Regions from separate parts of the Homo sapiens genome. Here region 2 is linked to region 1. The links are chromatin contacts, found by Hi-C or POLR2A ChIA-PET in ENCODE. All regions are on one chromosome and are shown on one strand. The core of a region is the stretch at or near the end of the contact, and the rest is flanking DNA. Distances in the headings are between cores, read along the strand shown. Region 1 overlaps LOC124904656 (a long non-coding RNA gene). Region 2 holds the start of NR2C2AP (nuclear receptor 2C2 associated protein).

Region 1 (3,580 bases), core at 578-3,077:
ATCCCACGACTGTATACACTCAGCCCCGTGACAGGAACTGTAGCCCATGGCCACAGCATCTCTTGCTAGAAACTTTTTCAAGAAACTTACCTCAGTACTCAAAGCCACTGCGGTCAGCAAGTGCTGAACATGCCCCAATCCCTAACCTCAGAAAAGGACACTTTCTCTTAACTCCTGTGTAAAGGGTCAGGACTGGTGTCTGGCTGCCGAAGAAACTAAACATCCAGCTTCGCTTTCCCAGGTAACATTTGCTGTATCATCTGTGATGCAGGAGATGGCAATGGTATTATTATTATTATTATTATTATTATTTTTGGAAATGGAGTCTCGCGCTGTTATACTGTTGCCCAGGCTGGAGTACACAGGTGCGATCTCGGCTCACTGCAACCTCCGCCTCCCACGCTCATGTGATTCTCCTGCCTCAGCCTCCCAAGTAGCTGGGACTACAGGCACCCAGCACCACACCTGGCTAATTTTTGTATTTTTGGTAGAGACAGGGTTTCACCATGTTGGCCAGGCTGGACTCAAACTCCTGACTTCAAGTGATCCTCCTGCCCTGGCCTCCCAAAACGCTGGGATTATAGGCGTGAGCCACTATGCCTGTCCGGCAATGGCATTTTGACCAATACAACATGGGCATCTAACTAGAATTGGGGACACCCACACGGGTCATAATTTGGGGCCAAAGTAGAGTTTTTTTTGTTTTTGTTTTTTTTTTGGTAGCGATGAGGTCTCACTATGTTGCCCAGGCAGTTCTCAAACTCCTGGGCTCAAGCGATCCTCCCACCTCAGCCTCTCAAAAGGCTGGGATTACAGGCATAAGCCACCGTGCCCAGCAACATTTTTAACTCTTTTTTTTTAGAGAAAGGGTTTTGCTCTGTCACCCAGGCTGGAGTGCAGTGGCACAATTGTAGCCTACTGCAGCCTCGGCTTCCTGGGCTCAAGGGATCCTCCAGTCTCAGCCTCCAGAGTAGTTAGGACTGCAAATGCACACCACCACACTTAGACAGTTTTTAATTAATTAATTAATTAATTTTGAGACAGAGTCTCACTCTGTCACCCAGGCTGGAGTGTAGTGGTGTGATCTCTGCTCATTGCAACTCCCCATCCCAGATTCAAGTGATTCTCCTGCCTCAGCCTCCAGAGTATCTGGGATTGCAGACACATGCCACCACGCCTGGCTAATTTTTGTATTAATATTTTTAGTAGAAATGGAGTTTTGCCATGTTGGTCAGGTTGGTCTTAAACTCCTGTCCTCAAATGATCCATCTACCTTAGCCTCCCAAAGTGCTGGGATTACAGGGGTAAGCCACCATGTCCAGCCAATTTTTAAATTATTTTTTGTACAGATGGAGTCTTGCTTTGTTGCCCAGGCTGGTCTCAAACTCCTGGCCTCAAGCGATCCTCCTGCCTCAGCCTCCCAAATTGTTGGGGGGTTACAGGCATGAGCTACTGTGCCTGACCTGGAAGTGGATTTTGAAGTGGATTTTGCAGCCTGTTTGTGTCTCCCAAGCCACAAAAGACTCTGACCTTCGTGTTTGACCAGTTCCTTGGAAGGCACCAGTCTGTGTATTAAGTGGATTATCCAAACCCAGACTGACTCCTGGCACATGGAAGATGCTTTGGGATACACTTATACTAAAAGGGTATTCATTCGTGACTGATCTGAAATCCAAATCTAATGGGGCATCCTATATTTTCACTTGCTAAATGTGGCCACCCTAGATGCTCAATGACATCCTTGAATAAAGGAAGCTGATGAAGTTCAAACAAATAATTTTACCAGCGGGGTAAAAAAAGCTCAAAGCTCAGTGCACTTTGCGAAACAGTCATTTCCTCTTCCGGTCAGAATAAACTCCTGACTCCTCCCAGGCCCAAGTGATCAGCCACTCCCTCCTACCAGCTGGCTGGGCTGCTGTGCTCAGTCCCAACTCAGGAAGGACAAGAGTAGCTCCTGTGACCATAATGCCTGTCCACAAGCTGAGGCCCCACCCCACTCCGCCTCCTTTTCTTTTTCTTTGAAATGGAGTCTTGGTCTTTTTGCCCAGGCTAGAGTGCAGTGGCGTGATCTCGGCTCACTGCAACCTCCACCTCCCAGGCTCAAGCGATTCTCCTGCCTCAGCCTCCCAAACAGCTGGGATTACAGGCATGCACCACCACCCCCAGCTAATTTTTGTATTTTTAGTAGAGACAGGGTTTTCACCATGTTGGTGAGGCTGGTCTCAAACTCCTGACCTCATGATCCACCTGCCTCGGCCTCCCAAAGTGCTGGGATTACAGGCGTGAGCCACCGTGCCTGGCCACCCCCTTGCTTTTTAGACACAAGGTCTTGCTCTGTCACCCAGGCTGGAGTGCAGTGGCATAATCTTGGCTCACTGCAGCCTTAAAACTCCTCAAGTGATCTTCTGTCTCAGCCTCCCAAGTAGTTAGGACTATGGGTGCGTGCCACCAACGCGCCTGGCACTGAGACCTGGATTTTTTTTTTTTTTTTTTTGGTGAGATAGAGTCTTGCTCCGTCGCCCAGGCTGGAGTGCAGTGGGGTGATCTTGGCTCACTGCAACCTCCGCCTTCCAGGTTCAAGCGATTCTCCTGCTTCAGCCTCCCAAGTAGCTGGGACTACAGGCGCCCGCCACCATGCCCAGCTAATTTGTGTATTTTTAGTAGAGACAGGGTTTCGCTATGTTGGCCAGGCCGGTCTTGAACTCCTGACCTCGTAATCTGCCTGCCTCGGCCTCCCAAAGTGCTGGGATTACAGGCGTGAGCCACCACTCCCGGCCTGAGACCTGGATCTTAAAAAGGGCTCAGCTGGGTGTAGTCACACACCTGTAGTTCCAGTGACTTGGGAGGCTGATATAGGAGGCTAGCTTGAAGCCCAGGAGTTCAAAGTGAGACTAGCAACATAATGAGACCTCATCTCTTTTTTTTTTTTTTTTTTTTTTTTTTGAGACGGAGTCTTACTCTGTCGCCCAGGCTGGAGTGCAGTAGTGCCATCTTGGCTCACTGCAAGCTCCGCCTCCTGGGTTCATGCCTTTCTCCTGCCTCAGCCTCCCAAGTAGCTGGGACTACAGGCGCCCTCCACCACGCCCGGCTAATTTTTTGTATTTTTAGTAGAGACAGGGTTTCACCATGTTAGCCAGGATGGTCTCAATCTCCTGATCTCGTGATCTGCCCACCTCGACCTCCCAAAGTGCTGGGATTACAGGCGTGAGCCACCGTGCCTGGCCGAGACCTCATCTCTTTAAAAAATAATAATAATAAAGTTGGCTGAGTGTGGTGGCTCACGCTTGTAATCCCAACATTTTGGGAAGCCGAGGTGAGAGGATTGCTTGGGCCCAGGAGTTCAAGGGCAGCCTGGCGAACATAATAAGACTCCCATCTCTACAAAAAAACTTAAAAATTAGCTAGGCGTGGTGGCCTGCACCTGCAGTCCCAGGTATTCGGGAGGCTGAGGTGGGAGGATCGCTTGAGCTGGGGAGGTTGAGGCTGCAGTGAGCTGTGATCATGCCACTGCACTCCAGCCTCAGCAACAGAGCAAGACCCTGTCTCTAAAATCAGAAAGAAAGGAAGAAAAGGCAAAAAG
Region 2 (3,486 bases), core at 749-3,248, 170 kb before region 1:
TGGTAGGAAATATTTTTATATTAATTCTGAAAAGCTACAAAAGTGCATTTTTACAAACTTAGGGGAAGTTGAGGTTCCTGGGGTGAGTCCTCGGTTCTCCCAGCTTTGCTCTGTAATGCAGGTCTCTGCAAGGGTCCCTGTTTGTCCCCTAAGGGGAGAGCGCAGGTTGGCCTGTGCCTCCACCCCACTCCCGATTCAAGCTCACAGCCCACCTTTTCCCTGCCCCATCTCAGTGCAACAGGTGATCGAGAACCACATCCTCAAGCTCTTCCAGAGCAACCTGGTGCCCGCTGACCCTGAGTGAAGGCCGCCTGCCGGGGACTCAGACACTCAGGGAACAAAATGGTCAGCCAGAGCTGGGGAAACCCAGAACTGACTTCAAAGGCAGCTTCTGGACAGGTGGTGGGAGGGGACCCTTCCCAAGAGGAACCAATAAACCTTCTGTGCAGAATGAGGGACTTTGCTGTGCTTCCCGGAGGGCTTCCTGGAGGAGACAGCCCCTAGAGGTCTCACACCTTCTCCCCAAGCACCCGCAGGTGGTAGATGACCACACGGCCAAAAAAGTCAGTGGCATCCTCAAACGTCACCTTCAGCCGGTCCACTTCAGCAGCTGGTATGGGGAAAGTGTGAGCGTGGGCAGTCAAGGGAAACTGGTGATTTCTGGTTTCCCACCCGCAGGCCCCCACCCCTTCCAGACCCAGCTCACACTCCACCGATGTGGGCAACCTGGGGAAGCTGCAGGTCCCTCTAAGCCTCTCACACAGAACAGGTGGTCATCAGCACCATTTTACAGAAAAAGTGGAGTCCTAGAGGTCACGTGTTCAAGATCACACATCAGGGTTCCCATTCGGGTTTGGGTGAGTCCAAAGCTTCCAGAGGCACAGACCACCCACCCCAGAAGCAGGGGCAGGATATCTGAAGCGAGTTGTTGTCCTCAGGGTAGAAATCTACAATCTTGTGGAGAGCCTGAGTGCCCTGTGAACCTTCAGCAGAGAAAGGCAATGAGTGTCTGGGGTGACCCCTGGAACCCCTGCCACCCAGGGCCTTCTAGTACCTTCCAGGCAGCCCCGGCGACTGGAGAAGCCACCCTGAAACTGGATCTGCAGCTGGGAGACACGGATGAGCTGGGGAAACTCCAGCGTCACCCACTGGGAGGGGCCCTGGAAGCAGACAGGGAAACTGAGGCGCAAGCTCACTGCAGGCACAGAGCCCTGCTATGCCTGTCTCATTCACATAGTTCTTGGAATGGAGGGGAAGAAGGAAATTCGGCACATGTTCCTTTCCTGGCCACCCATGAGGGCCCCCTGACGTTCTCAAGGCATGAGATCTGAATCTGAATCACCCTAGAGATGGAGGGTCGAGGGAGGCGCCTCACCTGGTCTGAGTTCCAACATGTCTCCTCATCCTGGTCGAAAAGATGTTTTTTTCCAAACTGCCGAGTGTTGCGATTCAGCACTGAACTCACCCTGGAGGCACCAGGATCAAGGCGAAGAGAGGGGCTGAGACCAGCTCTCAGCTCCGCGGAGGGCCTGACCCCCAGATCTGTCCACTGAGGGCTCGACCCCAGGCTTAGGGCCTCGCCACTGCCTGTCCCCACAGACTCTTACCTGCTCACTGTCTCTGGACAAACCAAAGAGTGGGTCATGTCGGTTCCACAAGACCTCGCAGGGCTTAGGATTGGGCACAGCCTTGGTTCGAATCCCGGCGCCTCCTCAAGCTACAGGGCGGCGCGATCTTGGCTACGCCTTGGCCTGAACGTCCTCACCTGTAACTTGGGACGAGAACCGCCACTCCCTCGCCCACCCCAGTCCTAAATGTCGCCTCGATCAATCCCCTGCCGGAAAATTTGGGAGAGAGGATCAGGGAAACCGCCAATGCCCGGAGGCCAGGCCTTTCACAGGAAACAGATTTCCCGCGGGTTTCGGGGGCGGTGGCTTTTTGTGCGAGGCTGTTTCTCTGCGAATAGCTCTTGGAGCCAAATCTTGGGACCCGGAACCGCGTGGGCTTGGCGCATGCGTGTTGTAATTCAGGCGCCGACCGCGGACGCTCCAGAGGTGGGGTTTGGTTCGACCCCGCCCCTTCATGCTCGCTTCTTAAAGGGCCCGGGTTCGATGATTGAATTTACCTTGGTTCCCTTGAAGCTGTAGGGAAAAGGCTGGCTGCGCGCACGGGGCGCTGTCCCTCGGCGCCCGAAGGTGTAGAGCACTGATTTTGACTGATTTTGGAATCCGAAAGACTTCCTTTTTTTTTTTTTTTTTTTGAGGCGGAGTCTCACTGTCGCCCAGGCTGGAGTGCAGTGGCACGATCTCCGCTCACTGCAAGCTCCGCCCCCTGGGTTCACGCCGTTCTCCTGCCTCAGCCTCCCAAGTAGCTGGGAATACAGGCGCCCGCCACCACGCCCGGCTAATTTTTCGTATATTTAGTAGAGACGGGGTTTCACCGTGTTAGCCAGAATGGTCTTGATCTCCTGACCTCGTGATCCAGCCGCCGGGGCTTCCAAAGTGCTGGGATTACAGGCTTGAGCCACCGCGCCCGGCCTTTTTTTTTTTTTTTTTTTGAAGTGGGGTCTCACTGTCACCCAGGCTGGAGTACAATGGTGGGATCGCGGCTCTCTGCGACCTCTGCCTCCCAGGCTCCAGCAATCCTCCTACCCAGCTTCCCGAATAGTTGGAACTAGTAGGCGCGCGCCACCACGGCAGGCTATTTTGTTTGTTTGTTTGTTTGTTTGTTTTTTGGTAGAGATGAGGTTTCGCCATGTTGCCCAGATTGGTCTCGAACTCCTGGGCTCAAGTGATCCGCCCACCTCAGCCTCCCAAAGTGCTGGGATTACAGGCGTAAGCCACCGCGCCCGGCCAGAGAGACTTCCTATGACAATGTCTTTCTTCCTACTCTAACCTACTCTACCCTAACGGCTACCCTAACCTACTCTAACCTACTCTACCCTAACCACTAAATGCAGCCTGGGAATCCCCGAACTTCACTGCCTCCCGGAGGCCAAAGGCAGAGTTGTGGAAAAGGCCACGATGTTGGGAGTATCTGAAGTCCTCATCAACCCTTTTTGTTCTTGTTGGGACAGAGGAGCCCTGGCCTCCAAGTTTGTCTTTCCCAGAAAATGCTGCTGGGACGTCAAGGAAGGCTTCTTGGAGGAGGGAGCATGCGAGGTCGGGTGTTTTTTGTTGTTTCTGTTTTGTTTTGTTTCGAGACGGAGCCTCACTTTGTTGCCCAGGCTGGAGTGCAGTGGTGTGATCTCAGCTCACTGCAACCTCCGCCTCCCAGGTTCAAGTGATTCCCCTGCCTCAGCCTCCTGAGTAGCTGTGACTACAGGTGCGCACCACTATGCCTGGCTAATTTTTGTATTTTTAGTAGAGATGGGGTTTCGCTATCTTGGCCAGGCTGGTCTCGAACTCCTAACCTCGTGATCTGCCCGCCTTGGCCTCCCAAAGTGCTGGGATTACAGGTGTGAGCCACCGCACCCAGGCTGTGAGG

What was found. A loop is a pair of places that touch in the nucleus more often than their neighbours do. ChIA-PET counts read pairs that join two places held with the same protein, here RNA polymerase II (POLR2A). Pooled maps may share reads with other maps.
Region 2: a pooled map shows a loop between it and region 1 (3-fold over the local background). The contact joins the promoter of NR2C2AP here to the enhancer-like site in region 1. A Hi-C loop is called at or near these places in 6 of 168 maps with a recorded cell type or tissue (CD4-positive, alpha-beta memory T cell, CD8-positive, alpha-beta T cell, OCI-LY7 and 2 more), 12 of 37 single-sample maps with no recorded cell type and 17 of 50 pooled maps. POLR2A ChIA-PET finds 5 or more read pairs at or near these places in 8 of 52 experiments (CD4-positive, alpha-beta T cell, OCI-LY7, PC-9 and 4 more).

The regions. Positions count from the first base shown.
Region 1 is chr19:19,371,349-19,374,928 of GRCh38, forward strand. All of the region lies in intron 1 of LOC124904656 (a long non-coding RNA gene), which reads right to left. Among named protein-coding and RNA genes, the nearest start is that of GATAD2A, 33 kb to the right of the region's middle. RefSeq lists an enhancer at 1-715. Within about 2 kb of position 1,828, at least 29 of the 41 ENCODE cell types and tissues checked have a DNase peak (open chromatin) inside an H3K27ac peak, as active enhancers do; they include CD4-positive, alpha-beta T cell, CD8-positive, alpha-beta T cell, OCI-LY7 and 2 more, where a contact is called at or near this core.
Region 2 is chr19:19,201,416-19,204,901 of GRCh38, forward strand. It overlaps NR2C2AP (nuclear receptor 2C2 associated protein), which reads right to left and starts at 1,999. Exons shown (of 5, transcript NM_176880.6): 1 at 1,608-1,999; 2 at 1,376-1,466; 3 at 1,055-1,160; 4 at 916-983; 5 at 1-626. The coding sequence starts at 1,645. The coding sequence ends at 510. RFXANK (regulatory factor X associated ankyrin containing protein) reads left to right here. Exons shown (of 10, transcript NM_003721.4): 10 at 234-451. The coding sequence ends at 304. RefSeq lists a silencer at 975-1,241 and an enhancer at 1,905-2,199.